2 separate regions of the Homo sapiens genome follow, and region 2 is linked to region 1. The links are chromatin loops, found by intact Hi-C in ENCODE. Cell type or tissue: heart left ventricle. All regions are shown on one strand. Each heading gives the region's core, and the rest is flanking DNA. Links, peaks and the distances in the headings are about the cores only.

Evidence for each region. A loop is a pair of places that touch in the nucleus more often than their neighbours do. Peaks named below come from ENCODE experiments on the same cell type or tissue, not always from the same donor. Only the 100,000 strongest peaks of a DNase experiment are listed, where the experiment ranks them.
Region 2: a loop joins it to region 1, with 4 times the contacts of the local background. A loop is called at or near these places in 1 of 110 quality-filtered maps.

What each region holds. Positions count from the first base shown.
Region 1 is chr9:7,541,900-7,557,172 of GRCh38, reverse strand. It overlaps the pseudogene PPIAP33. Among named protein-coding and RNA genes, the nearest start is that of DMAC1, 250 kb to the left of the region's middle. RefSeq lists an enhancer at 7,622-8,217. In heart left ventricle, for the core only: no CTCF peak of the experiment used is centred there; a DNase peak (open chromatin) is centred at 7,762.
Region 2 is chr9:7,598,479-7,613,751 of GRCh38, reverse strand. It overlaps the pseudogene PPIAP33. Among named protein-coding and RNA genes, the nearest start is that of DMAC1, 190 kb to the left of the region's middle. In heart left ventricle, for the core only: no CTCF peak of the experiment used is centred there; no DNase peak of the experiment used is centred there.

The DNA.
Region 1 (15,273 bases), core at 6,546-9,045:
GGAACAGTTGTTTATGATGTAAGTCTGTCCAGCACATGGCAGGGTATTTAGTACCCATGTCCTCTGGACACTAAATGCCACTAGCACTCCCCAGTGATTGTGATAACCCGAAATGTTCCATGAATTTCTACTGTTGCAAAACAAATTGACTAGACAGTCTCTAAGGCCCTTTTCACTGTTAACCTTTTAATATTTCTTGCATATCCAGTAAACAGTTCTATATAAGTAATGTCTGTTTTGCACTGGGTGTTTTCTAATTCTCTACAATGACAAGCTTACTGTAATATTCCAGGTCAAACATTTCTGAACAGCTCTCTGACTTAGAAAGCCAGGAAAACTTGCCATCTAGATAGATGAAAAAAGAATCAGCAACCCCATTAGGCCAGCAGTCCAGCAAATTAGCAATTCTCAACTTTTCAGAAGTGCATCGGCAAGATCCAGTTATGAGAAACAGACACCTGATTTAGTATTTTAAGTGAATGAGATTCAATATGGGGAACTAGGTCCTTTCAAAATTTTAGAGAGTTTGGAGGAACAGGTTCTAGGCTGAGCCTCCAGAAATGACTCCTAGAAAACTATTCAATGATTCATCAAGGGAGCTGTTATCCCCACCTCTAACAGGAAGGTAGGGAATAAGAAGGCTGCTTCTGGAACTGTGGTCTTCATGAACATACTCTTGCAATGGTGATCTAATATTACAATACCAAGGCCTTCATTGCCACTGCCACCATACTGCCTCTTACCACCCATGATGCTCTTGAGTGGTCCCTGGAAAGGTAATATTGAAAATCCAATGTTATACCGGCAGAAAACAACCAAAACAGCAGAAATATGGTCCGTGCCTCACTTCAGCTTTATAAACCTAAAGCATATACTTGGGAGAACTAAATTTATATCCATTACAATAACTATACAGATAGTTTCTAACCATCAAGTTTCTACAGTGCAGGAAGGGACAAGAGAAGAAGCTTGATATTAGGTATCAAGATACCACACCTACCGTGGAAGGCATGAAGCTGTCATAATCTGAAGAAAGCCATGACTCTCCACAGAAAAAAAAAAAGTACATGCTAAATATATATAAGTTTGCATATGTTTTCATGGTATGTACAGATGTCCCAAAAGCCACAGTGAACCCTAAGGACACTTACACTAGAGCAGAGTTTCTGAACCTTGACATAATTGACATTGGAGGTTATCTAATTCTTTGCTGTGGGAAGCAATTCTATGCATTGCAAGATGTTTAGCCACATCCTTACCCTCTTCCCACTACATGCCAGAAGTACCCTCCCACTTCAGTTTTTACAGCCAAAAATGTTTTGCAAACATGGCCAAGTGTCCCATTGAGGGGCGGCGGGTAAAAAAAGACCAAAACAACCAAACAAAAAGTCCTTAAGTCTGGCCGGGCTCTGTGGCTCAAGCCTGTAATCCCAGTACTTTGGGAGGCCAAGGCGGGTGGATCACCCAAGGTCAGGAGTTCAAGACCAGCCTGGTCAATATGGTGAAACCCCATCTCTACTAAAAATACAAAAAAAAATTAGCCAGGCGTGGTGATGTGCAACTGTAATCCCAGCTACTCAGGAGGCTGTGGCAAGAGAATCACTTGAACCTGGGAGGTGGAGGTTGCAGTGAGCCGAAATTGCGCCACTGCACTCCAGCCTAGGTGACAGAGCAAGACTCGGGGCGGGGGGCGGGGGTGGGGGGTGGCCAGGGGAAGCAAGCCCTTTAGTTTTATTTATCTGTAAAGGATCAATATGAACATAAAACTTTGTGAAGAGAAAGACTTGATCGACAGAGTCATGCATACAAACATCATGAACTACGATAGGTAAAACTGTTGAAGAAATATGTACATAACAAGAGCATGGACAAGAGCAGCTTCAAAAATGGATTCAGAAAGGGGATTTAATATTGTAATTAAACCAACAGAACCTGGAATTTAGACTCAGAAGACCTGTGTGGTGGTTAATTTTATGTATCAACTTAGCTGAGCCGTAGGATACCCAGATATTTAGCCAAACAGAATTGTGGGTTTGTCTGTCAGGATGTTTCTGAATGAGATTACCTTATGAATCAGTAGACTCAATAAAGCAGATTGCTCTTTCTAATGTGAATGGGCCTCATCCAATCAACTAAAGACCAAAAGAGAACAAAACGGTTTTGTCAGAGGAAATTCCCACTGCCTGGCTATTGTGCTAGGACATTGGTTTTTTCTGGACTTTAGAACTTGGACTAAAACATGGGCTTTTCCTGGATCTCAAGCCTGCTGGAACTTACATCATCAGCTCTCCTGGTTCTTAGGCCTTTGGATTCAGACAAGAACTAAACATTGGCCCTCCTGGGTCTTCAGCTTGCCAATTGCAAATCCTGACCCTTGTCAGTCTCTACAACAATGTGACCCAATTTCTTTTTTGTTTGTTTTTTGTTTTTAAGTTCCGGGATACATGTGCAGAACATGTAGATTTTTTACAAAGGCATACGTGTACCTTTGTGGTTTGCTGCACCTATTAACCCATCCTCTAAGTTCTTTCCCCTTGTCCCTCCACCCTCTAACATGCCTGGGTGTGTGTTGTTCCCCTCCCTGTGTCCATATGTTCTCATTGTTCATATCCCACTTATGAGTGAGAACATTCAGTGTTTGATTTTCTGTTCCTGTGTTACTTTGCTGAGGACGATGGCTTCCAGCTTCATCCATGTCCCTGCAAAAAACATGATCTCATTCCTTTTTATGGCTGCATAGTATTTCACGGTGTATATGTACCACATTTTCTTTATCCAGTCTATCATTAATGGGCATTTGGATTGGTTCCATGTCTTTGCTATTGTAAATAGTGCTGCCATAGACATACATGTGCATGTGTCTTTATAAAGATTTATATTCCTTTGGGTATGTACCCAGTAATGGAATTGCTGGGTCAAATGGTATTTCTGGTTCTAGATCTTTGAGGAATCGCCATACTGTTTTTCACAATCGTTGAACTAGTTTACATTCCCACCAATGGGGTAAAAGCGTTCCTATTTCTCCACAGCCTTGCCAACATCTATTAGTTTCTTGACTTTTTAAAAATTGCCATTCTGACTGGCGTGACATGGTATCTTATTGTGGTTTTTCTCTGCATTTCTCTAATAATCCATTATATTGAGCTTTTTTTCACGTTTTTTGGCCGGGTTGTTTTTCTCTTGTAAATTTAAGTCCCTTGTAGACTCTGGATATTAGACCTTTGTCAGATGGGTAGATTGCAAAATTTTCTCATTCTGTAGGTTGCCTGTTCATTCTAATGATAGTATCTTTTGCTGTACAGAAGCTCTTTAGTTTAGTTAGATCCCATTTATCAACTTTTGCGTTTGTTGCAATTGCTTTTGGTGGTTTTGTCATGAAATCTTTGCCCATGCCTATGTCCTGAATTGTATTGTCTAGGTTTTCTTCTAGGGTTTTTATGGTTTGGGGTTTTACATTTAAGTCTTTAATCCATCTTGAGTTAATAATATTTGTATAAGGTATAAGGAAGGGGTCCAATTTCAGTTTTGTGCATATGGCTAGCCAGTTTTCCCAGCACCATTTATTAAATAGGAGATCCTTTCCCCATTGCTCATTGTTGTCAGGTTTGCTGAAGATCAGATGGTTGTAGATGTGTGGCGTTGTTTCTGAGGTCTCTGTCCTGTTCCATTGGTCTATATGTCTTTTTTGGTACCAGTATCATGCTGGGCATGCTGCTTTGCTTGCTGTAGCCTTGTAGCATAGTTTGAAGTCAGAGAGAGTGATGCCCCCAGCTTTGTTTTTTGTTTGTTTTGTCTTTTGCTTAAAATTGTCTTGGCTATACAGTGTCTTCTGTGATTCCATATGAAATTTAAAGTAGTTTTTGCTAATTCTGTGAAGAATGTCAGTGGTAGTTTGATGGGAGTAGCAGCGAATCTTTACACTATTTTGGGCAATATGGCCATTTTCACGATATTGATTCTTCCTATCCATGAGGATGCAATTTTTTTCCATTTGTTTGTGTTCTATCTTATTTCCTTGAGCAGTGGTTTGTAGTCCTTCTTGAAGAGGTCCTCCACTTCCCTTGATAACTGTATTCCTAGGTATTTTATTCTTTGTAGCAATTGTGAATGGGAGTTTATTCATGATTTGGCTCTCTGCTTGTCTGTTGTCCGTGTAAAGGAATGCTTGTGATTTTTGCACATTGATTCTGTATCCTGAAACTTTGCTGAAGTTGCTTATCAGCTTAAGAAGTTTTGGGGCTGAGATGTTGGGGTTTTCTAAATACAAAGTCATGTCATCTGCAAATAGAGATAATTTGACTTCCTCTCTTCCCATTTGAATACCTTTTTTTCTTTCTCTTGCCTAATTGTCCTGGCCAGAACCTCCAGGTTGAACCACTATGTTGAATAGGAGTGGTGAAAGAGGGCATCCTTGTCTTGTACTGGTTTTCAAAGGGAATGCTTCCAGCTTTTGCCCATTGTGGGTTTGTCATAAATAGCTCTTGTTATTTTGAGATATGTTCCATCAATACCTAGTTTACTGAGAGTTTTTAACATGAAAAGATTTTGAATTTTATCAAAGGCCTTTACGGCATCTATTGAGATAATCATGTGGTTTTTGTCTTCGGTTCTGTTTATATGATGTATTACGTTTACTGATTTGCTATGTTGAACCAGCCTTGCATCCAGGAATGAAGCTGACTTGATCATGGGAGATAAGTTTTTCGATGTGCTGCTGGATTTGGTTTGCCAGTATTTTATTGAGGATTTTCACATCAATGTCCATCAGGGATATTGGCCCCAAAATTTTTTTTTTTGTCTGTGCCCATTTTTGGTATCAGGATGATGATGGTTTCATAAAATGAGTTAGAAAGGAGTCCCTCATTTTCAATTGTTTTGAATAGTTTCAGGAGGAATGGTACTAGCTCCTCTTTGTATTTCTGGTAGAATTTGGCTGTGAATCTGTCTGGTCCTGGGCTTTTTTTGGTTGGTAGGCTATTAATTACTGCCTCAATTTCAGAACTTGTTGTTGGTCTCTTCAGGGATTCGACTTCTTCCTGATTTAGTCTTGGGAGGGTGTGTGCGTCCAGGAATTTATTCATTTCTTCTAGATTTTCTAGTTTATTTGCATAGAAGTATTTATAGTGTTCTCTGATGATAGTTTGTATTTCTGTGGGGTCAGTTGTGATATCCCCTTTATCATTTTTTATTGTTTCTATTTGATTCTTTTATTAGTCTAGCTGGTGGTCCGTTTCGTTAATTTTTTTCAATAAACTGGCTCTTGGATTCATTGATTTTTTTGGAGAGTTTTTTGTGTCTCTATCTCCTTCAATTCTGTTCTTATCTGAGTTATTTCTAATCTTCTGCCAGCTTTTGCATTAGTTTGCTCTTGCCTTTCTAGCTCTTTTAATTGTGATGTTAGGGTGTCAGTTTAAGATCTCTCTAGTTTCTGATGTGGGTATTTTAGTGCTGTAAATTTCCCTCTTAACACTGCTTTAGCTCTGTCCCAGAGATTCTGGTACATTGTCTCTTTGTTCTCATTGGTTTCAAATAACTTACTGATTTCTGCCTTAATTTCATTATTTACCATGGAATCATTCAGGAGCAAGTTGTTCAATTTCCATGTAATTGTGTGGTTTGAGTTAGTTTCTTAATCCTGAGTTCTAATTTGATTGCACTGTGGTCTGAGAGACTGTCATGATTTCAGTTTTTTGCATCTGCTGAGGAGTGTTTTAAATCCAATTATGTGGTCGATTTTAGAATAAGTGCCATGTGGCACTGAGAAGAATGTATATTTTGGTGATTTGGGGTAGAGAGTTCTGTAGCTGTCTACCAAGTCTACCTGATCCAAAGCTGAGTTCAAGTCCTGAATATCCTTGTTAATTTTTTGTCTCATTGATCTAATATTGACATTGGGGTGTTAAAGTCTCCCACTATTACTGTGTGGGAGTCTAAGTCTCTGTGTATGTCTCTAAGAACTTGTTTTATGAATCCGCGTGCTCCTATACTGGGTGCGTATACATTTAGGATAGTTAGTTCTTGTTGAATTGATCCCTTTACCATTACGTAAGCCCTTCTTTGTCTTTTTTGATCTTTGTTCATTTAAATTCCATTTTGTCAGAGACTAGGATTGCAACCCTGTTTTTTTTGTTTTGTTTTGTTTTTGTTTTTGTTTTTCGCTTTCTGCTGAGAGGTCCACTGTTCGTCTGATGGGCTTCCCATTGTAGGTGACTTGGCCTTTCTTTCTGACTGCCCTTAACATTTTTTCCTTCATTTCGACCTTGGAGAATCTGATGATTATGTGTCTTGTGGTTGATCCTCTCGTGAAGTATCTTAGCAGTGTTTTCTGTATTTCCCGAATTTGAATGTTGGCCTGTCTTGCTAGGTTGAGGAAGTTCTCCTGAAGTGCGTTTTCCAGCTTCTTTTCATTCTCCTCATCTCCTTCAGGTACTCCAGTCAATTACAGGTTCGGTCTTTTTATGAAGTCCCGTATTTCTTGGAGGCTTTGTTCATTTCTTTTATTCTTTTTCCTCTAATCTTGTCTGCATGCCTTAATTCAGCAAGGTAGTCTTCAAACTCTGATATCCTTTCTTCTGCTTGGTGGATTTGGCTATTGATACTTGTGTATACTTCACAAAGTTCTCGTGCTGTGTTTTTCAGCTCCATCAGGTCATTTATGTTCCTCTCCAAACTGGTTATTCTAGTTAGCAGCTCCTCTAACCTTTATCAAGGTCTTAGGTTCTTTGCATTGGGTTAGAACATGCTCCTTTAGCTCAGGAGAGTATTTTATTACCCACCTTCTGAAGCCTACTTCTGTCAATTCATTCATCTCATCCTCCATCCAGTTCTGTGTCCTTGCTGGAGAGGCTTTGCAATCATTTGGAGGGGAAGAGGCACTCTGGCCTTTTGGGTTTTCAGCGTTTTTTCATTGACTCGTTCTCATCTTGAGTTTGTCTCATTTCAATCATTGAAGCTGCTGACCCTTGGATGGAGTTTTGTGGGGACTTTTTTTATTGTTGATGCTATTGTTGTCACTTTGTTTTTCTTTCAATGCGTCAGGTCCCTCTTCTGTAAGGCTGCCATGGTTTGCAGGGGGTTCCCTCCTGTGCCTGGAGATGTCACTTCAGGAGGCTGGAGAACAAGAAAGATGGGTGCCTGCTTCTTCTTTTGGGATCTCTGAATTTGAGGGGCACCAAACTGATGCCAGTAGGATCGCTCCTGTATAGGGTGTCTCACAACCCCCGTTGGAGGGTCTCACCCAGTTGGGTGGCACAGAAAAGAGGACCCATTTAACAAAGCACTTTGATGACACCTTGGTGGAGGGGGTGTGCTTTGCTGGGGGGAAACCCACTCATCTGGGCTGCCTGGATTCCTCAGAACTACCAGGAAGAAAGGGTAAGTCTGCTGGTCCGCAGAGACTGCGGCCACCCCTCTCACTAGGGGCTCAGGCTCAGGAAGATCTGGGTTGGGTCCCTGAGTCTCTGGCTGAAGTTGTTGGAGTTCCTGCAGGGAAACCCCACCCAGTGAGAAAGGATGGATCAGGGTCAGGCCTGAAGAGATGTTCTGCCTGCAGTCTGCCACAGCCCGTGTGTTTGAATGGTGGGGGACACCTCTAGGGGCCAAGACGTCCAGCCTCCCTGGCTCCAGCAGGGGAAAAGCACAGCCTGGAGCTATGGAGATGGATGCCACCCTTCCCCCAGCCAGGGAGCTGTGTTAGGCAGTTAAGAGTCCCAGAGCTGGCTGCTGTCCCTCCCTCAAGGAGCTCAAAAGGCTTAGACAGCAGGCAGCCACAGCTGTGGTGCTGGTCACCCCTCCCCCCAGGAGCTCAGCAGGCTTAAGCAGGAAGCTGAGAGGCTGTTGAGAATCTGCTCAGCTCCAGGGTTGAAACCCTAGGCCCTGGTGATGTGGGTTCGTGAGTGGGATCTTCTGATTCATGGGTTGCACAGTTCCATGGAAAAAGCACCGTTTCCCAGGCTGGGTAGCACATTCACTCACCGCCTCCCTTGGCTGGGGAGTGGGGGCTTCCCTGCCCTGTGTGGCTCTCAGGTGGGCTGTCACACCACACTGCTCTTCCTTCCTCTCCATGGATCGTGCCAGCCACCTCGCCAATTTCTTGTACTAAATCTCTTTCTATACATATACTTTCTATTGGTCCTGTTTCTCTGGAGAACCCTAATACAGTTCGATTTAAGTGTTAGTTCTATTGCCCAATCTGTGAACTTGGACAAGTCAGTTTAACTCTCTGAGCCTCTGTTTTCTCACCTATAAAATGGAGATTATGGAAACACTTATGTCACAAGATTACTGTTTGATTGAGGCAAGGTGGACTGAGTAGCTCTCTTTACCTGTATTTTACAAGAACTATGTGTCTTTTAAGGCATTTCCTCCTTCCTACCACAGCCACCCTGAGTCACTGGGAACAAGTATCTACAGATGTACCTGTGCCCCTATCTCAAAAAATGGAACCAGGTGCACTCTACTCCACTTGGTGAAGGTTCTTCCTTCTGATCCATTTGAAAATCATATGAAGGTTGTTTCCGTATCATTGGCATGATTCTTAAGGATGAATTTAGAAGAGTTAAACATTCAAACTTTAGCAAGTTTTTATCTTTTGGAATTTTTGTTTTGTTTTGTTTTTGAATTTGAAACATTAAAGAAAACAATTATTGGGGATCAAAAAAATCTTATTTCCCTGCCAAACCATATGCATCGAAATTGTTTCTATCAATGGAAACAGTCCAAGAATTTGAAAAACAAATCCCAGTGAAAACACGCAAAATTAAGTTGGCAATTTCTTCTTTTTGATTTTTTTAAAAAAGAAACCATAAACTAGAAGACATAGAGTTTTCTTTTTTAAACGAATTTCTCATCTTCCAGCAGGAGCCATTCTTTTCACAAATCAATGCTTACTGCTAAAAAGAGAAAGCTTAATGGATGAACATTGTGGTAAAAGTGAAGGCCCCTCCGAACACATTTTAAAAGGAAATTACAATTCAGTAAATTCTCCTTCCCCTCTTGTTCTGTTTGTATTTCCATTCTGTGCTGTTGCTAATTCGAAAAGCCAGATTTTCACTCCACTCCTCATTCTGTTCAACTTTACAACCTGGATAAGCCTTTCTGACACAAAAGACTTTATGTTGTGGGACAAGAGGTTCTGGATCCTGGATTTAAAGTCTAATTTGGAGCCTTCCTGTGTCAAATTCATTCACCTCTGCAAATACATTGTAATAAAATAGTGACGGTCTGATTAATCTACAACCGTTCAAATGTATCTGGAGAAGCAAGTGCTTTTCCCTTAGGCTCAGATTGGCATAAGGGCACAAATATTGCCCTAAAGCAGTAATAAAGATCCTTTCCTATTAAAATGAACAAGTCAACAAAAATATCCCTGTGTCTCAAAGAAAATATCCCTCTAGAAGATGTTTATCAAAAGTTATTCACAGAATTATACGGTCATCCCTCTGTATCTGCAGGGGATTTGTTCCAGGACACACTGCCCTCATAGCAAAATCTGTAGATGTTCAAGTCTCTGATTTAAATCGTACAGTATTTGCATATAACCTATGCACATCCTCCTGTATACTTTAAACCATCTCAAGATTACTTATAATACCTAATACAATGTAAATACTATGTAAATTGTTGTAATACTATATTTATTGTTATATATATTTATGTATATATATATGTAATATATATATTGTTTTATATTTTCAATCCATTGTTAGTTGAATCTGTGGATATGGAACCCAAAGATATGTAAGGTCATCTGTACTAACTACTATAATCAATTTCACTAATGTGAAATCATAAAATTTACAAAGATTGTTTAGAACAGTATGCTCAACCTGTGTTATCCATGGCATTATTACTTAATAAATGTGCAAATAATAATAGGTGCTGGTATTAATTACCTTTGAAAAATGCTAATCCCCTCTTAAAGTGTCATATATTACATAGTATATTAAACGAACTGAGAAATTCTTCGGTAAAGAAATTTAATCTTATTCTCCAAGATTCTTCTAGACTTACTTGACTACAGACCTCTTTTTTTCATAAAAATATGTCTTAACAGATGTGAGATTAGAAATCTTTGCAGAGCAGTTTGAAAAATGTTGGTTGAGGATCTCAACCTACTATATCACTCACCTCACCCTGGCACATATATGTGCGTGCACACACACACATACACATATCAGTATCATAATTGCTCCTTTTAGAGGCACTCACTTTTCTCTAATACAGCTCTCCAAAACTAGCTTCCTCTCACCATCAAAACATGTTTATCTTCTGTATACATTCCTAGGATCCTGCTTTCTGCTAACAGGCAACTTATGTGATCAGCTATTTGAAAATTTGAAGGTAAAAATGAGAGCTCTGGAATGAGAATACCTAGATTTAAATTAGGGTTTCATAATTTATGAACAGTATGATCTTGGGCAAGTTACTTGACCTCACTAAGCTTTAACTTTCTGCTCTATACATTAAGCATGATAATGGTGCTTATTTCATTAAGTCACTGTGATGTTTAAATGAGATGATTCCTACAGAAATGTGTCTGACACAAAGTGTTCAAAAACATTTTAAAGAAACAAATATATACATGAATTATAACAATTAATCTCATGTGGGGCATTTTTCCTTCTGCTTTATAAATGTTTCCTTTAGATAAGGTTGTTGTGTAAATCCTTCAAGGGAAGCCTGTGAGCCTTGATAACAAGACCACACCAGACAAACTATTTGGTCCCAACTGCCCAACTCCATCTCATGCCTCCCTCCCTCTGGCTGTCTGTGCCAGTCTCAATGAACCTCTTTCAGTTCTTGAAACAGGGCTATACTTTGTCTTTTGCACATGCTGTTCCCTCTGCCTGAAACACTCTTCCTCACTGCTGCCTTGCTTTGACGTAATCAGGCTTTTGGCTGAAATGATATTTCCTCTAAGAAGTTTTCTTGATACCACCTCCCCACCAGACTAGTATAGTTACCCCATGTGCTTCCCCTATAATAATATTCATCACACTTGATTGTAACTTTATCTGCCTCCTCAGCTTTAGGGACTGACTCTGTGTTTTTCTCTCTCTCTTCTCCTCTCCCCCCAGCCCCCGCCACAATTTATCACAGAACAGAACATACTGGTGGTTTTATGAATACCTAGCTGGTACAGGAATCCTTACTCAACCCTCCAATCCCATCCTCCATTTTGCACATACCACAAATGTATGTCTTCCACACATAAGTCTTACGCAACCCTAACAGGGGAAGCCCTTATGATGTCTGAGGAAAACTTTTTTCATGCGCCAGGTAAAAGGGAGCTTAGAATCTGATATATTATAAATTAACTTAAAGAAAATAAGGAAGCGTGACTTTATTACAAAGTAAATTCTGCCACAAAGGTAATAGGATTTCCATTTTGAGGATGCAGCTTAGAGAAGTAAAGCAACTTCCCATAATCGCACAACTAGTAAATGACAGAACTGGAATCTAAATCTTGGACTTTCTAACTCTTAAGCAAGCTCCCTTCAATTTTCACAACACCATCCTGTCTGCTTTAGATACCATGCCAATCAAAAATAGGATACCCAGAAAAATGTTCTGAATATAGACATCCCAAGACATATGGGGTGCAGCAGTGCCAGCAGACCAATGCCAAGCAGCATCCATAGATAAGAGAGATTAGCACTGCATGCAAGCAGAAGTCTCCTCCAGGCTGAGTTCTTAGCAGGCACAGGAATTCTGTGTTCCATAGTGCCCTTTCAGCATGACAACTTGGAAGGATGGGAAAAGCCCAGACTTTGAATCAATCTTCAATTTTAATCATTGCTCTGCTACTTTAACGTTGTGTGATTGTGGCCTGGTCACTTGCCCTTTCTGAACCTCAATATTTTAATCTATAAAGTAGTCATAATTCTACCTATTTGTCAAGGATAATGTGAGAATCCAGTAACAACCTGTGTAAAACTGCCTAACACAGCTCTGGAGCCCGTCGGATACTCCCTCTGTTCCCTTCTCTTTGACCAGTGGTTTCTGATAAGAGAAAGCTGTCTTCTTGAGCAAAAACTACCTTTCCCTATGGATAATCTCCCTGTTCACTGATGCCACCATAAGGACTAGCTCTGGGTGTTGGTATCTTGGCCCTGGGAAGAGGTGGGGAGGTTGACAGAGGAAGTCAGTGGATCCCTTTTCCAAGTTGGCCCTGGACCCATGGACCAGAGATAACAAGGAGTTCTGTGCAAAGAGAACACATTGGAAGCCCGTGTGCTCTGATGTGGGAGAAAGCTGGGTCATGCTATTTGAAGTGGCCTCCAGATTGTGAAACTCAACCCTGCTCATCCTCCCCACAAACATCCTGGTGGCTGTGTGGTAATGGACAGCTATCATTATAGCATTTATCCATCTCTGGCCTCAGACCTCCCAAGGCCATCTGAAAACCAAACTCCTAGCAAGGATCAAATGGAAAGGACAATAAGTTTGAGCCCAGAAGTTGGAAATGGGAGGCTTGGTAGAAACCCAAAAAAAAAGGAACAATCAGGAGCTACTCTCATTTAATGCTCTTTCTACTGAAGGAGTATCTTTGTCACTGCAGTTCTCCAGGGCAATCTAATGAAGTCTCTGTAAAAGAATCTGGTTCCACGCATAGGCTGCCTATTGATTTCATCAGTAGTTCTTTAAAGGGTTCAATTAAGGGTAAGAAGGAAAGCAAAGCAAAGTTGTGTCTAAAGAGTGGGAAAACCCAGATCCAAAAAATGTGAAGCTGGAATTTTTCAGCCCTTCTAAAATGTGATAAGGATCAGAGTGTAAGAGAGGCAATCAATTATGTCATTAGGACAGGTCACAAAAGGGAGAAAGAGAAGAAACACAGAAAATTATTGACAAGTGCATGAAGACAGTGCCTAACAAAGATGGTGCTTTCTCAGTCCTCCAGGAAAATAATACATCTTTTCTCCTCAATATTCATATCTTCCTCATTTTAAAAAAATTATAGCCAGCCAATTCCTATTGACTGTCATTATTCTTTTATTTAATCAAAATGTGTGCTTGGATATTAGTTTTAGACCCTGTGCTAGACAGGTGGAAAAAAAGGTGAACAAAAATAAACACAGTCTTGCTCTCAGAAGATTCAAAATTTAATTGGAAAGATAGACATTAATCAAATAATCACTTCCATTAATGTTTGATTACAAACTGATACATAAGTGTTCAGGAGGAAGAGAACTTGGTGATATGAGAGGGAAATTGACCTACACTGGATAGGGGCACCATTGAAAGCTTCCCTAAGTAAGTTATTCATGAGTTGATGTCAAAAATATGAATAATAAAGCAAAAGTGTACCAAAATAGGAATGAATAAGGAAGATACTGGGTGATGCACCAAATTACAGGAAGACCGGAGGGAGGAATAAACTCAGAAAATGTCAGGAATCAAGAGAAGCTGGCAGCAGAAACTCTCCTGGACTTGCTCCCAAGCACATAGCCACTCCTGCTCCATGATGTGGCTGCTGAGGTCAGTAATTAAGTCCCATTGTCCCTTTGGCTTTTTGTCACTAAGTCAAGATACAAAGCCTGGAGTGGAAACTCCCAGCTGTACAAACCTAGGTCAGGTGCCCAAGAGATAGGCTTCCCTCCTTTTGAGTCACATAATAGGATTTCCCAAAACCAGGAAGAGGAGTGGAACACTGGATGACAAAAAGAAAAAGAAAAAGAAAACCTCTACCATGGGAGAGAGGGGGAGAAAGGCATGGCAGAGAGTGAGAACTGCATGCACAGTAGCCCTTGCCTAAGTGTAGAGACACACTAAGAGAGATAGAGATAGAAGAGGCTGAAATCCAGGCAGAGTCATACTGATTCAGTTCTTGCAAAGCTCTTAAGATTTGGATCTTTACCTTGAGGCAATAAGAAATCATTGATGACTTTATCAGCAGAAGGAAAGCATATTCAACTGCATTTTGGAAAGATAATTCAGAATACAGGAGAGAGAACAGACAGTGAGGGCACAAGAGCAAATGGGGAGCAGTCCACATTTGTAGATACCGTGATGCGTAGATAGTAGACACCGTGATGTGTATCCCAGGTCCCCACTTCAGGACTGAGGCACATCTCCCCAGCTACAGAACTGTTGGTTGCTGACAACTCACAGTTAAATCCCTTTTTGAGACTAGCCCTTGGCGTAAGGAAGCTGCCACAGGGAGGCTATGTCCCTCCCTGGAGACAGCTGGCATCAGATGACTAATCAGCATTGCTACAAAGGCTTTATTTGAGGTGGCTCTAAAGGGCTATCTGAGCTCCAGAGCTCCCTGTGGGATCAGCTGAGGTCTCATGGCAACTGCATCACAGTTTCAGTTCTCCTCCTGCCCGATCCTGCTACCCTCACTCCTCATCATTAGTGACTCCTGAAGCAGTCCTCAGTAATCTTTCTGCATACAAATCTCCATCTCAATGGTTTTTTTCTCAGGAATCTCGACCCGAGACAGCATGACAATCAGAAGACTATAGGAGCCTAGCAATGAAAACAGGGTAGCCTCGACTATGGTAGAAGTAGATACTAGGGAGAGAAGTGTGCTGATTAAACTTTTCAAGGCCCAAGGACCTGAGAATCATATGAGAGAAGAGACCATTTGCAGAGTTAAGGAAAGAAACTCACCCCTTCCTAGATTAGATGTTTCTAACTTCCCTAGTGGTTGAATGGAAGAGAACAGTCATTCCTTCACACACTGGCCCAAACACAATTTCAAACCTTATCCCCATTCTAATAACCACTAATGCTCCTGCTGCAGTCGGCATCTGCCATAGTGTATGATGTGTTGGGAGCTGGCTGCCTCCAGAGCTGAGACTCTTAAGACTGGAGCAGCTGTTACAGGTCTGGCTCTCCTGCCTGATTCTTTGTAGCCATATCACTAAATTTCCAACAGTCAGTTCATTTTATGGCCTTTTCCCCCTTCTCTTTGTAATGCTGCTACCGCCCAGTGCAGAGGCTGCCAAGAGGGTTGATTTCAAACACAGGGCTTTTAAAAGGTGACAGATGAGATGATGTCATGGCATGGAAGGTAAAAAGCCCCCTTCTTCCTCCAGAGTGGTTTAACCAATAAAATTAATTTGCCTGTTTACAATCTAAAATAAAGACAAGATGGTTTAATTTTTCAATAAAAAGTTTTGGCAGGAAGGAAGGGAGTTATTAGCATGCTGATCAGGTTGAGGGGGAAACCAAATGTAGACAGATCATCCTGAAGCCACACTGAAGGGCCTCACCTCTCTCCTTCTGTCTGCTGGTTGCAGAGGGAGCTGCCATGATGCAGCTCTA
Region 2 (15,273 bases), core at 7,433-9,932, 56 kb before region 1:
GTTGATTAAGTATAGAGGCAAGAATCAATGATGCAAGAGAAAGACAGCAAGGGACAAGTGAAGGAATAAAGTCTTTTTCCATGTATTCTTTTTTATTAACACATAATAGTTGTATATATTTATAGGGTACATGTGACATTTTGATACATGCATAAAATGTATAATGATCAAATCAGGGTAATTAGAATCTCTGTCACCACACACATTTGTCATTTATTTGTGTTTGGATCATTTCAAATTGAAGGAGTGAAGTCTTTAAGTAGGCAAAAGAAAATGGAACCCAGTATACATAAAGAGGGGCTTACCTTACAAGGCATATGATTCACTTTACCAGTGGGGAAGGTAGAGTAGATGAATGCAAATACAGTCACAATAGTGGATTTGTTGTCCAGGGGCATATGAAGTCATTCTTTTCTCATTTATTTTATATTTTCAATGAATTAAAAATTAGAGTTATTAGATGAAAGTGACAAGCAAAACGAGTTTTGGAAATTTGAGGAAAGGGGAGAAATTATGAAATAAGCATCTTGGAAAATAAAAAAATCAATTCAGAGAAGCAAAGTTGTATACTTGGTAGTGCTAGACCCTCACTTAAGATTTGTGAATGTGCACAGCAACATGATACCGAATGGGGAAAAGTTGAAAGCATTCCCTCTGAGAACTGAAAAAAGACAAGGATGCCCACTCTCACCACTCCTCTTCAACATAGTACTGGAAGTCCTAGCCAGGGCAATCAAACAATAGATAGAAATAAAGGGCATCCAAATCAGTAAAGAGGAAGTCAAACTGTCACTATTCACTGATTATATGATCATTTACCTAGGAAACTCTAAAGACTCCTCCAGAAGGCTCCTAGAACTGAAAAAAGAATTCAGCAGCCAGGCGCAGTGGCACACGCCTGTAATCCCAGCACTTTGGGAGGCCAAGGTGTGTGGATCACCTGAGGTCAGGAGTTTACAACCAGCCTGACTAATATGGTAAAACCCCGTTTCTACTAAATACAAAAAAATTAGTCAGGCATGGTGGCGCATGCCTGCAATCTGAGCTACTTGGGAGGCTGAGACAAGAGAATCGCTTGAACCTCGGAGGTGGAGGTTGCAGTGAGCCTAGATTGCGCCATTGCACTCCAGCCTGGACAACAAGAGTGAAACTCTGTCTCAAAAAAAAAAAAAAAATTCAGCAAAGTTTCCAGATACAAAATTAATGTACACATATTAGTAGCTCTTCTATACACCAACAGAGAGAAAGCTGAGAATCAAATCAAGAACTCAAACTTTTTTTTACAATAGCTGCAAAATATTAAAGTACTTAAGAATATACCTAAACAAGGAGGTGAAAGACCTCTACAAGGAAAACTACAGAACACTGCTGAAAGAAATCATAGATAACATAAACAAATGGACACACATCCCATGCTCATGGATGGGTAAAATTAATATTGTGAAAATGACCATACTGCCAAAAGCAATCTGCAAATTCAATGCAATTCCCATCAAAATACCACCATCATTCTTCACAGAATTAGGAAACAAAAATTCTAAAATTTATTTTTTGGAATTTAGAAACAAAAAGGAACCCACACAGTCAAAGTAAGACTAAGTAAAGTAAAAAGAACAAATCTGGAGGCATTAATTTACCTGATTTCAAACTACACTATAAGACCATACTCACCAAAACAGCATGGTCCTGTTATAAAAATAGGCACATAGACCAATGAAGCAGAATAGAGAACCCAGAAATAAATCCAAATAGTTACAGCCAACTGAACTTCAACAAAGCAAACAAAAACATAAAGTGAGGAAAGGACATCCTTTTCAACAAATGGTGCTAGGATCATTGACTAGCCACATGTAGGAGAATGAAACTGGATCCTCATCTCTCACCTTATACAAAAACCAACTCAAGGTGGATTAAGGATTTAAATCTAAGACCTGAAACTATAAAAATTCTAGAAGATAACATCGGAAAAACCCTTCTAGACATTGGCTTAGGCAAGGATTTCGTGACCAAGAACCCAAAAGCAAATGCAATTAAAACAAAGATAAATTTCTAGGACTTGATTAAACTAAAGAACTTTTGCATGGCAAAGGGAACAATCAGCAGAGTAAACAGACAACCCACAGAGTGAGAGAAAATCTTTACAATCAATACATCTGAAGAGGACTGATATCCAGAATCTACAACAAATTCAAGCAAATCAGTAAGAAAAAACAATCCCATCAAAAAGTGGGCTAAGGACATGAATAGACAATTCTCAAAAGAAGATAGACAAATGGCCAACAAACATATGCAAAAATGCTTAACATCACTAATGATATGGGGAATGCAAATCAAAACCACAATGCGATACCACTTTACTCCTGCAAGAATGGCTATAATCAAAAAAATAGATGTCGGCATAGATGCAGTGAACAGGAAATACTTCTACACTGCTAGTGAGAATGTAAATTAGTACAACCACTATGGAAAACAGTGTGAAGATTCCTTAAAGAACTAAAAGTAGAACTACCATTAGATCAAGCAATCCCACTACTCGGTATTACTCAGAGGAAAAGAAGTCATTATATGAAAAGGTTACTTGGACATGCATGTTTATAGCAGCACAATTCACAGTTGAAAAAACATGGAACCAACCCAAATGCCCATCAATCAACAAATGGATAAAGAAACTGTGGTGTATATATATATATACATGATGGAATACCACTTAGCCGTAAAAAGGAATGAATAGCACTCACAGCGACCTGGATGGGATCGGAGATTATTATTCTAAGTGAAATAACACAGCAATGGAAAACCAAACATCGTATGTTCTCGTTCATAAGTGGGAGCTAAGCTAGGAGAATGCAAAGGCATAAGAATGACACAGTGGACTTTGGGGACTCAGTGAGAAAGGGTGGGAAAGGGGTGAGGGATAAAAGACTACAAATTGGGTGCAGTGTATACTGCTTAGGTGATGTGTGCACCAAAATCTCACAAATCACCACTAAAGAGCTTACTCATGTAACCAAAAACTGCCTGTTCCCCAATAACCTATGGAAATTTAAAAATTGTGGTTGTAAATATAAATGGATATCAATCAATCAATCACATTATTTGTGTGTTCTTCTGCAGCTATATCTACTGCTTCAGTGCAGGAGGAAATAGGTTGTTTTCTTACCCTGAGCTAGCTCAATTTTTTCCAAGGAACATAACACTGCTCACATTAAAGTACGTCTCAATGGAAATTTATGGGGAAGTACAGATGTATCTTATGTGATAAGTGAACCAGGAGTAGAAGGTCAGGACTTAAGTAACTATCTCCATCTCTTCAAGACCGTTTGATCCTCATGTATGATTTTTGCATTATATATATTCTTTTCTCTCTGTGCCAACCGGATTTTTGTTCTTTTTTGTATAATTGGCAGAAAGTGATTGTCCCTGCCCAGGATAAGCTTCCAGCTCCAAAGCCCAGCAGTACCAATTCCAGATTTCTAAAAAGAAAAACCAGATTAGCTTAGCTTGGGACAGAATTTTGGAGAGCAAAGGTTAAGGAGAAAAGTTTCACAGAGCAGATAAATTAATTGATCTGAATTCCTCAACAAGAGTAATTTGGTATGATTCTGAATATTTATGGTCAATCCAAAATATTTAGCACTGCAGAAATAGAATACTGAAGTAAATTTATATTTCATAGAATTTCATATAATTAGATAATTGAGTTTTAGCAGGGAGAGGGCTACTAAAATAGTGATTTCCGCTTTCCCCTGAATCCCAATGGCCTTCTAATATTGCAGCCTTCGTAGAGCACCATATCTTTAGGATTTCCTCCAACACCAAAACCCATCTCAAGGAACTCCTGGAGAAAATGGTCCACAGAGCATGAGTAATCTCAGTAAGAAATGCCCTAAGGACTTTTGTAGTGTGCTTTATGATCTCAGTACTTATATATCCTGCTCAGACCTAATTCAGAGGGTTGCTGCATCCAGCAATCAGTCTCCAATAAGAAAAACAATCCAGAAGATGGGCTGAGGCAGCCGGGTGTGGTGGCTCACGCCTGTAATCCCAGCTCTCAGGGAGGCAAGAGGCGGGAGGACAGCTTGAGCCCAGAAGTGGAAGACCTGCCTGGGCAATATAGCGAGACCCCATTCTCCAGAAAAAGGAAAAAAAAAAAAAAGACAAAAAAAAAAAAATAAGCGTAACTCCCCTCAGAAGACGGGCTGAGGCATCCAGGACTTACAATGGCGTTTCTGAATGAACAGTAAATTTAAACTGGGAGAACACGTGCAGTTCATTTAGATTAATAGCAATGGAACAGCATTGTGTGTTTAGGAAGAATTTTCTTAAAAATGCAAAGAATTTTTGTTTGCTCAATATCATGTTTTTTATTGCAAATATTATGAGTACTAATAATACAAGAACTTTCGTCCAGTACTGTGAGAGTGGCAGAAGGACTTTTAGCAAGTGTGATACAGATTTATGAAGTAACAATACTGATTCTCTAAGGCATGTAAGAATAAACAAGGGAGATACCTTAGGGTCTCCAAAAATGTGAGATGGAGATGGTTATTGGATCCCAATACACTAAAAGAAGTATCTGTTTATACTACCTTTTATAAATGCAGATGTATCAGTATACTGTTTTTCAATTAAAAAAAAAAGATGATTCCTCAAGATACACTTGAAAACCAGACCATATGTGCTCTGAAAAGACTAATATATCATCTTGGCTATAAACAGATCCCAAACTGTGTCTGCCCAGCATCTTTGCTATTATTGAAGACAAGCAGGGTAAACCAGCTCCACAGTCTGCCCCAAGAAATAACTTCCAGTTAGAAAATATTCACTCACCAGCCCTTTCCCCGCCTTAAGACAAAGCTGGTAAAACTATTAGGTATCAAAGTTCTCAGGAAAAGTGGTCTGAAATATGTAAAGCACAATTCCAAAGTAATCTTAATATTATTTAGACAGATATGGCCAGCAACCTTATTTGGATTAGAGGCAGAAGGAATTAGACCTGTAAGGTGGTAGAGATGAGGAGGACCTAACCCAGAACTGGTAATGGTTGTCTCAAAAGGTACATCCCTTGGAAGGCAGCCAAGGCCTTGAGATGGGGAAAAAAAAAATGGAGAGGCTTCCAAGAACACTCCATCACAGTGGTAACTGAGGAATGTGTTGAAACATTAAATGCATGTCCCAGTCTTCTCTAAGATCAGGAGAAAAGTGAAGCAATAGTATAAACATTTGTTAGGATGACTTAAGTGAGCCGATAGATGATAAATGAATATAGGCAAGCCTTATGATGATCTCAAGTATGTATAGAAATAAAACCTCAAAGGATTTTAGCATTATAAAGCTGAATCAGTGACCACAAACCAAAGTATTGTTATTCTTGTGTGATGGTCCAACCATGTTCTGGGCCACCTCCATACATGTGAATTTAATCACCATTCATTGTCAAGTTGAGGAAGACCTTTTGTAATACTGGGTTAAAGGCAGGGAATTTCAAGGTACTGAAAATTGTTTCAATAGGCACTAAACTCTGAACAGGCAGGAAGGCCATTATAGTGATGATAATGATAAAACTCAGGGCTGTAGACACATACTAATGGACCTCTCCTGATGAAAGAGCCACATTTCGTATGCATGAAGGAGATGAACATCTAACTTTGTAATTGGCCTACATTTCAGGGATGGGGAAAGTATTTAAATGATTTCTGGTCATGAGATAATTTGACAGAAAAGAGGGAATGGAGATATCTATTTCCCAGTTTAGATTTTTTTTTTGGCAAGTTCATTTTTCTCAGTCCATAAGGGAAAACTATCCCTCTCTAGCCCCCAGTCACATCCTGACTTGATGTCCACGCTATCCGACTGCCTCATTCTTTAGGGGGAAAGTTATGAACCCAGCATAATCAATGACTTTACCTTGAGAAAAGCCAGCATGCAGTTGGATGGATTATTTTTTCCCCTCCCCACCCATGTGTTCTGTAAGAATTCCACCACCAGAACTGTGAATCATTTCCTACAAGTCTTAGGAGATATGGTCTGCAGTACTTTAATTCCTCTTCATTGTATTGCTTATTTCACAGCCTCTTGATGAGACGTTGGTTAAGCTCATCTCATTCTCCAATTCCAAAGGAAAGAGGTTAGAAAAGGATGACAGGTTACATCATTCACCACTGATTTCTCAAATTAATACAAGGTGAAGCCAAGTCAGTGGTAATGAGTGTTCCTTTCCAACCAGAAACTATTTCATTCCTGCATTCAGCAAGCATTTGCTCACTGTGATGTGAACACTATTATTTGATACTTCATTGGTTTCCCCTGCCAAGTCACTTTTTATCGCCATTTTTGGATTTGGATGTATTTCCTATCCTATTTGTTGAAGAATTTCTTTACTAGAAGTAACTGGGTAAAATATGCAACAGAGCTGTGGCAGCTGTAGCCCACTACCCTCTTCCAAGGGACAGCATTCAAACTCCAATTCAATGATTCCTAAGTGACCACAAAGAGGCTCTGTCACTGCCCCACAGAGTCCTAACTTTTCTTTGCCTCCACGCAAGCCTACACACACGCATGACCACATACACACTACTCAGAGCACTTTATGTCCATTTTCTAATTCACCCCTCCCCATAGCTAGGCACCATTTTTATCGTCTTTATAGAAGAAACAATAAACCAATGTGCCACACCCAGGATCACATGGCTAGCAGGTGGCAGAGCTGGATTTAAGCCATTATTTTTAGCTGTTTTTAACCAGCACACTCTCCTAATTGTCTCTTTAAAATCTTTTCCTCAGCCTCTTATTTTGTGAATGAAAGACTTGGGTACAGAAAAGTGAAACCAACTTTCACAAGAGCCCAAGGCTTCTTGAATCCCAGGCTGGATCTTTCTCTCTGATTTAGTATTGCTTTCCTCATGTTTGCTCAACCACTGAGGTTCTTGGAAAAGATGTATGTTGTTACCACAGCATTCCAGTGTATTCTACTGAAGACAGTTGCAGTGTAATTAAATAGAATGTCTATAATAATAAAAGCCATCTCTTTTCATGCACTATCCAGCCCACTTGCAATACAGAAAGGGTTTGATCCCAGGAAAAAAAAACATATGCAACTGTGTGATTCATGTCAAGGAAGGCCCGGCCAGTTTTTCTGATGGTCTTGGAGGAAGAAAGCATTTCCATTTCTTCCTCCTAAATAGCCTCTGAAATAGAAGTGCTGTTTTTCTTGAGTAAGACAAGGTACATTTTTTGAGGCCAATGGCCACATCTGAATGATATTGAACAGGACGCTGGAAATCATTGATGTAGTCAACCAGCCAAATGGCCCCATAGGCAGCATAGTATTTTCTGAGAGGTGCAGAGAGAGACATTGGTCATTTTCCTGCAATCAGGAGAGCACTTTCAGAGTTGACCTCCGCGTGTGTTTGTGTATGTGTGTGTGTGTCTGTCTGTCTGTCTTCGTGCAGGCACAGTCCAGGAGAAAAGGGGGTATAAAGAGAAAGAGGACAAGAACCATCTGAGGCAAAGAAGTCATCTCTGCCATGTGTTTGCCTTCAGGGAATACAGAGTTTGTGGTTCTCTCAGCATTTTCGTCTAGAATTTTATTTTGGTGTATAAAATTCTATAAATAAATGGATGGAGTGGGGTATGTGAGGGCAGGAGACAAGAATTGTCTTGGAGAGATAGAAATGTTTATATTACAGAAGCAATGACCTGTTTCACACATTTTGCTGATTTTTGTTTAAAAAGTGTATTTGTAATAAACACATTACTTCTACAGGTCATGCCAACTATTTTCCTGTACTAAACCACATTTTTTTCTGTGCTAACACCACACACTGACACACGCACATACACACGACATTCAAAACCCTTTATAAGACAACTGATCCTATCATGCCACTCCTGTAACACATGCCCCAAGCATCCTATATTCCAGCAAGACAAAACTTCTCACTGTTCCCTGAATGCCAAGGTTTTGGCCTTTCCTCTGCTCATGCCATTTTGGGCACTTTGGATGTCCTTTCCCTTTTTGAGGCTAGAAAATCCTACCCGTATTTCAAAGCCCAACTTAAGTACCACTTCTCTATGAATGCTTCCCCCGACCCCCATCTCCCTTGTGCTTTACCTCATTCCATATTTCCTCACAGATACAAGCATATGGCCCTGACAGATAAACTATGGCTGGCTGTACATGTCTGCCTCTCCATGCTACTGCAGCTCCATCCCTATTCTGCATATTTAAAATTCCTACAGAGCAAAGGCTGTGTATACATTCTTGTAACCTACTTCATTCACCCCCACTTATTTCTTGATACCTAATAAATAGGAAGTCTTTCAAGCAGACTTGTTGAATGATTGATTGGACTGATTGATTTGTATTAATAAATTTACATATTTACTCCCTAGCTATAACAATGAAAATATATTGAACTAATCCAATCCCCTGCCTGAAAGCAGTTATGGCGATGCTTCCTTTCACTTCCTCTCTTCTATGATAATGAGTGAAATCAAATGAAACACAACCATTTAAAACCTCCATCCTTAAGTTCAGCATCTATGCTGGTTGTTTTTTATTTGCCCCTATAAATCCATCTCTGCCCTTTTCTACCCTGCTCTGTACTCTAGAGGACTAAACTTTAGGAATTGCATCATCTAGGCTGTTTTGCCCTATAGCTTTTGGCTAATGGGTTCAGCTAATGGGAAACACTGCCAGGGCAGGGGAAAAAAGAGAGGTCAGAGCATTTATTTCCCTCCCTAACTGCTGGAATATAGCTGGGCAGTGGCGGCATTTCCTTATGTGGGCCCACAGCTCTTATAGGTAGCCTCTCTTACTTGTTGTTTTAGTTTTCTGTTGCTACTGAAACAAATTAGCACAAACTTGGTGGCTTAAAACAATATAAATGTATTATCTTACAGTTCTGTAGGTCAGATGTCTGACAGAAGTCTTGATGGACTGAAATCAAACTGTTGGCAAGGCTGCACTCTGAACTGGAGGCTCTTGAGAATTCTGCTTTACCATTCTCAGCTTGTTGGGTCTGCCCATGTTCCTTGGCTCATGGCCCCTTTCTTCCATCTTCAAAGCCAACAACGTTGCCTCTCTCTGGCCTTTCTTTCTTCATCACATCTCTGGCCATAGCAGGGAAACGTTCTTTTCCTTTAATGACTTAAGTGATTAAATTAGGCCCATCTGCATAATTCAGGATAATGTCCTTATCTGAAAGTCCTCAACCTTAATCACATGTGCAAAGTCTCTTTTGCCATGTAAGGCAGCATATTCACAGACCCTGAGGATTACGGCACAGACATCTTCAAGGAGCCATTCTTCTGTCTATCACACTTGGGTTTAGCTTACTGTTCCCTTTATTTGCCTAGACGTGTCAATGGCTTCTTGACGTTGTTAATCCCTGGGGCCTCGTTATTCTGTGTTGGTTCCCTTACGATACCCTCAGCTTTACACACAGTTTCTTCATTAAATTCTCTTCAGTCAGCCCTCTGAGCATGCTGTATGATTCCTGCAAGGACCCAAACTGAACCCACAATGCTCAATCACCCACCACAGATAAAACTGTGTAGCTGGAGTCCTACTGGAATCCCAGCAGGCAATATTAGGTTTTCTGCTACAAGGTCACTGATGATCCCCTTAGAGAAACCAGCTGTCTGGATAAACTGGGACCAGTTTCACCCACCACTTACTTTCCTTGTCATAACTGTGTAGGTGAAGAGTTGAAATGGGTTTTTGTACCTGGGAAATATGAAGAGGTGGCTCACTCAGCAAAGCTAATAGCTGGGCAGCTTCATTACTTTGGGGACCATTTAAAGACCAACTAGCTCCTCCTGCACAACCAGAAGAAAAAAATATTCAAATTTCTGCTGAAAAATCAATAAAGTCAGGGCCCTGAAATGTCTGAGAGCAAAGCAAGTAAGGTTCACTCCAAAGCATGCTTCATCCCCAAAGACTCTCTCCTCAGCTTTCCATCTCAGCACAATTAACTTCAAGGATTAAGAGCATCTACTTTGGCAGGAAATAAACCTGGGTTTAAATCCCAGCTCTGTGGCTTGGATAAATTATTTAACATCTCCAAGCCTCAGTCTTCTTATCTGTAAAATGGAGATAGTGTCTACAGGATTGCTGAAAGATTGAATAGGCTACATAGATATTCACATTGTGTCTAATAAGAATACATTACATTACATACATAAAAATATATTTTTACAATTAACTAGTAGTGTTAAATCCTGCCAATTCTTTAAGGCCAACTTCAAACCCTCACCTCTAAGAATTCTTCCTAGATCCCTCCAAACTTCAGAGATCTTCCTTTCCTTTAAATTCTTACAATCCTTGCAGATATTGCAGTAGACAATTTGGCAGCTATTTACAGTAACGACCATAGTCTCCTTCAGAGTGAGAACTGTGTCTTCGCTGGCATCTCCTTTTGTGCCTAACCTAATGGTGGGCATAGAATAGACGCTCAGGAACTATTTTTCAATTCATGACCTTCCAGATGGATTGCCATTATGAAGGGTATATTTTCTCAACTTTTATTCCAGCTTTTCCTGGCTCTATTTGCCATTCTGAAGTCAGAGGAGAAAGTAATACAGCGTCCAACTGTACAAGAAAACATAGAACCTTCCTCTTCTTTTAAACTTAGAGAGGTGTCTTCACAGTTTTCCAAGCCATGGAGGGTGTTCCTAATTTTACATGTTCTGCTCTAATAGACCATTTTTCAAGACATGTGCTATAATTCTGACTTCAGGAAAAATGACATCTTCTATACTCCTTATATTAATCAAGGTAGTCTACATTACGCTAAAGGAACAAATTATCCCAAATCTCAATCACTTAAAAGCTGAGATAATGTAACAAAAGTTTATTTCTCTTTAGTGAAACAACCTGCTGAAGGTTCAGGGAAACCGTCTCCACACAGCCCCTCATCAATCCAGGCTGATGCAAGATTCTCCATCCTCAAGCTGCACTATCTAGAACATGCCATCTCTTCAGTTGTAAACAGTGCAAGAAGACAACACTGGAGATTCTTGCACTAACAATTAAGTCCTAGGTCCAAATGTGACACACATCACTTCGGCTTAACAACCCCTTGGTCAGAACAAGAGTCACATGTCCCTGCTTAATGGCAAAGGGCATGGAAAATTGGTATCGTTGCACTGGCCTGGAAAGAGAGGAGAACCAGACTGAGGGGAGCATTGGAAGTCTTTACTACACTTCTTAAAACACTTGTTCAACTCTAGCTTGTATGACAATCTTCTCTCCTCCTGGACTGCAGACTCTTTGAGGGCAGAGATCCTAACCAATTCATCTCTAGTTCCACTCCCCTCTCCCTCAATGCCTCACTAGCAAAATCTCTAGCACACTATCCAAGTGTATTTATCAAGTACATTTTTTAAATTTACCAAATAGTTATTGAATGCTTCCCACGTGCCTGGCACTGTTCTAGGTGATGAATATATGGCCCTGAACAAAATGTACACCTATCTCCAAGCTCATAAAACTTAGATTTTAGTGTGAAAGGAAAACAAACCGAAGAAGTAGACAAAATGTATGATTAGGTGGCTGTTGATAAGTGCTATGGAGAAAAATAAAGCAAGGAAAGGGGTTACTAAATATGTATGTGGCAGAGGTTTGGGCAGATAATGACTGTGTGGAGCCAAACAGGGAGGAGAGTTGACCAGGGAGAACTGTGCTTCTTTTGGTGACATAAACAAGGAGAAAGGGTATAATAAGGTGAGTTTTCATGGTCTCAAGAAAGATGGCAATGGTGAGGCTGTGAGTATCGGGTGTGAAAAGAGGAAGAGATCGGAGTCTTGCCAGCTCATGAAGAGTTTGGGAGTTCCCTTTCCACTCCTGCAAATACTAATAAGGAGGCCAGGAAACAGTTGGCTTTTCTGATTGTCTTTTTGGCTTACAGAGAGAGGTATGGAGTCTAACAAGAGGGCATTTTAACAGGAGCTTGTGGGTGAATTTAAATGATTTTTTTCTGTCATACATTTTCAGGCACTTTTTAAAATTTCTTTTTTTCACTTAAATTAAAAATTCTAATAACATCTGTAGAGTTCATTAAAATGTCTCTTTTTAAGGCTATTAGCTGTTTCTCCGTGTTCTCTCTTCACCCTAGTGTGAAATTTCTGCCTTATGATTTGTTGGAGAAAAGACTTAAAAATCTGTGAATTAAAGACCTCTTTGAAGAATGCTCCTACTGTTTTGGTGTTTCTTTCATTTTTCTTTCATGCTTTAAAACTCTTTACCCCACCCAGATAATCATATGGACTATGGTACTTATGAATGCCACATTGATATGTGTTATTAACACATAGATAGTGTTAATTCAACTATCTATGGCATGTGGGTAATCTTTGTTAAGCTCCTAATAACTATAAATGTTTCATTAAAAGAATGGATCTTCAGAACTTCCAATCTTTTTTATTAACATCTATACTGCTTAAATCTTCCTCACAACGAGAGGGATAGAGTAGGAAGGCAGGTGGCTTAAGCCCTGTCTGAGCTCTATTATTGAAGTTTCTTGAATGTTCTGGAACTCACTTTCCTCTTCTGAAAGGTTAAGTTGGTGACTTTTACTCTGATTGGTAAATCATTATTATAATCAGTTTTATAGTAATTATATTTTTATTACTCTTTACAGGCATTGTACTAGACATATGAATTACTTTTTTATTGCGGTCAAAAACACATAACATAAAAGTTACCAACTTAATGATTTTTAAGTGCACAATACAGTAGTATTAATATAAACACATTGTATAACAGAACTCTGGAACTTTTTCATCCTGCAAAATTGAAACTATATATCCATTAAGCAACTCCCATTTACCTCTTGCCCCAACCCCTGGCAACCACCATTTTACTTTATGTTTCTAAGAGTTTGACTATTTTAGATACTTCATATATGTGGAATTATGTAGTGTTTGTCTTTTGTGACTGGCTTATTTCAATTACCATAATTTGTTCAAGGGTGATCCATGTAGAAGCATGTGACATTATTTCCTTCTTTTTGTGAGACTGAAAATATTTCATTATATGTATATGATACATTTTCTTTATTCATCTGTTGATGAACATTTAGGTTGTTTCCATCTCTTGGCTATTGTGAATAGTGCTGCCATGAACACCAATGTGCAAGTATCTCTTGGAGATCCTTTTTCAAATATTTTAGATACCCAGAAGTGATATTGCTGGATCACATATTATTTCTAACTTTTAAAATAACCTCCACAGTTTCCTATAGTAGCTACACCATTTTATATTCCCACCAACAGTGTACAAGTGTTCTAATTTCTCCACATTCTCACTACCACTTGTTATTTTTTGTTTTAGTGATGGCAGCCATTCTAACAGGTGTGAAGCAATATCTCATTGTGGTTTTAATTTGCATTTCCCTAATTATTACTGATGTTGGGTATCTTTCAACACACTTATTGACCATTTTTATATTTTATTTGGAGAAGTGCTTGCCCAATTCCTTTTTTTTTTTAACTGGATTGTTTCTATTTTTGTTAAGATATAGGAGTCCTTTATATATTCTGGATAATACCCCCCCATCAGACTTATGGTTTGCAAGTATTTCCTCCCATGCTTTTTCACTCACTTGTTTGCTTCCTTTGCTGTGCAGAAGTTGTTCCATTTGCTGTAGTCCCATTTGTCTATTTTCACTTTTGTTGTCTGTGCTGTTGGCGTCATAGCCAAGAAATCATTGCCAAATTCAATAGCTCAAACTTTTCCCCCATGTTCTCTTCTAGAAGTCTTATAGCTTCAGTTCTCATTTTTAGATCTTTAATCCACTTTGAATTCATTTTTGTATATAGTGTAAGATAAGGGCCCAGTTTCATTTATCTGCCTGTAAACATCCAGTCGTTCCAGCACCATTTTTTGAAGAGACTACCCTTTCCCCATTGTGTAGCCTTGACACTTTTATTGAGGATCATTTGATCGTGTACATGAGGATTTATTTCAGGGCTCTCTACGCTGTTCCATTGGCCTTTATGTGTCTTAATGTCATTATCATGCTGTTTTAAATATTGCAGATTTTAAATGTTTTGAAATCAGAAAGTGTGAGGCATCCAGGTTTTTCTATCTCAAGATTGTTTTGACTATTTGGGGCCTTTAGTAATCCCAGATTAATTTTTGAAATTTTTTGCAATTTCTGCAAAAAAAAAAAAAAAAAACGCTGTTGAGATTTTAATAGGGATTGTATTGAATCTATAGATCACTTTGGGTAGTATAAACATTTTAACAACATGAATTCTTTCCAAGCAGGAACACAAAATATCTTGCCATTTATTTGTCTTTTTCCAACTTATCAATATTTCAGTTTTGGATGTAAATTTTTCAGTTTGGTTAAGATTATTTTTAGGTATTTTAATTTTTTGATGCTATTTTAAATGTAATTTTTAAAAAAATTTCCTTTTAGATTGTTCATTGTTAGTTTATAGAACTTTAACTGTTTTTTTTGTGTTAAATTTTAATTCTGCAACTTTGCTAAATTTATTACTTCTGACAGGTTTTGTGTGAAATGTGTGTAATACCTTTAGGGTTTTCTACATACAAGATCACGTTGTCTACAAACAAAGAACATTTTGCTGCTTCTTTTCCTATTGGGTGCTTTTATTTCTTTTTCTTGCCGTACTGTTCTGAATAGGATTTTGAGTATTATGTTGAGTAGAAGTGGTGAGAACAGGGATCCTTACTTTGTTCCTGCTTTTGAGAAAATGGTTTTAGCTTTTTGCCATTTTGAGTATGATGCTAGCGGTGGGCCTTTTACCTACGGCATCTATTAAGTTGAAGTAAAATATTTCTATTCTTAGTTTGTTGTTATCATAAAAGAATATTAAATTTTGTCACGATTTTCTGTATTAATCTGTTAATGTAATGTATTACATTGATGAATTTTCATGTTCAAACTAAATCCCACTTAGTCATAATATATAATCCTTTTAATATATTGTTGGATTTCATTTGCTAATGTTTTGTTGAAGATTTTTATGTCAACGTTCATCAGGGATATTGGCCTGCAGTAGTTTTCTTTCTCATATCTTTTTCTGACTTTGGCATCAGGGTGGTGCTGCTCTTATAGAATGAGTTTGAAAATGTTCCCTCCTTTTCAATATTTTGGAAGAGTTTAAGAAGAATTGGTGGTAGTTCTTTTTTTGTTGTTATTTAGTTTTTATTTCATAATCATAAACTTAACTCTGCAATCCAGCTAGGCATGGAAGGGAACAAGGAAAACATGGAACCCAAAGGGAACTGCAGCGAGA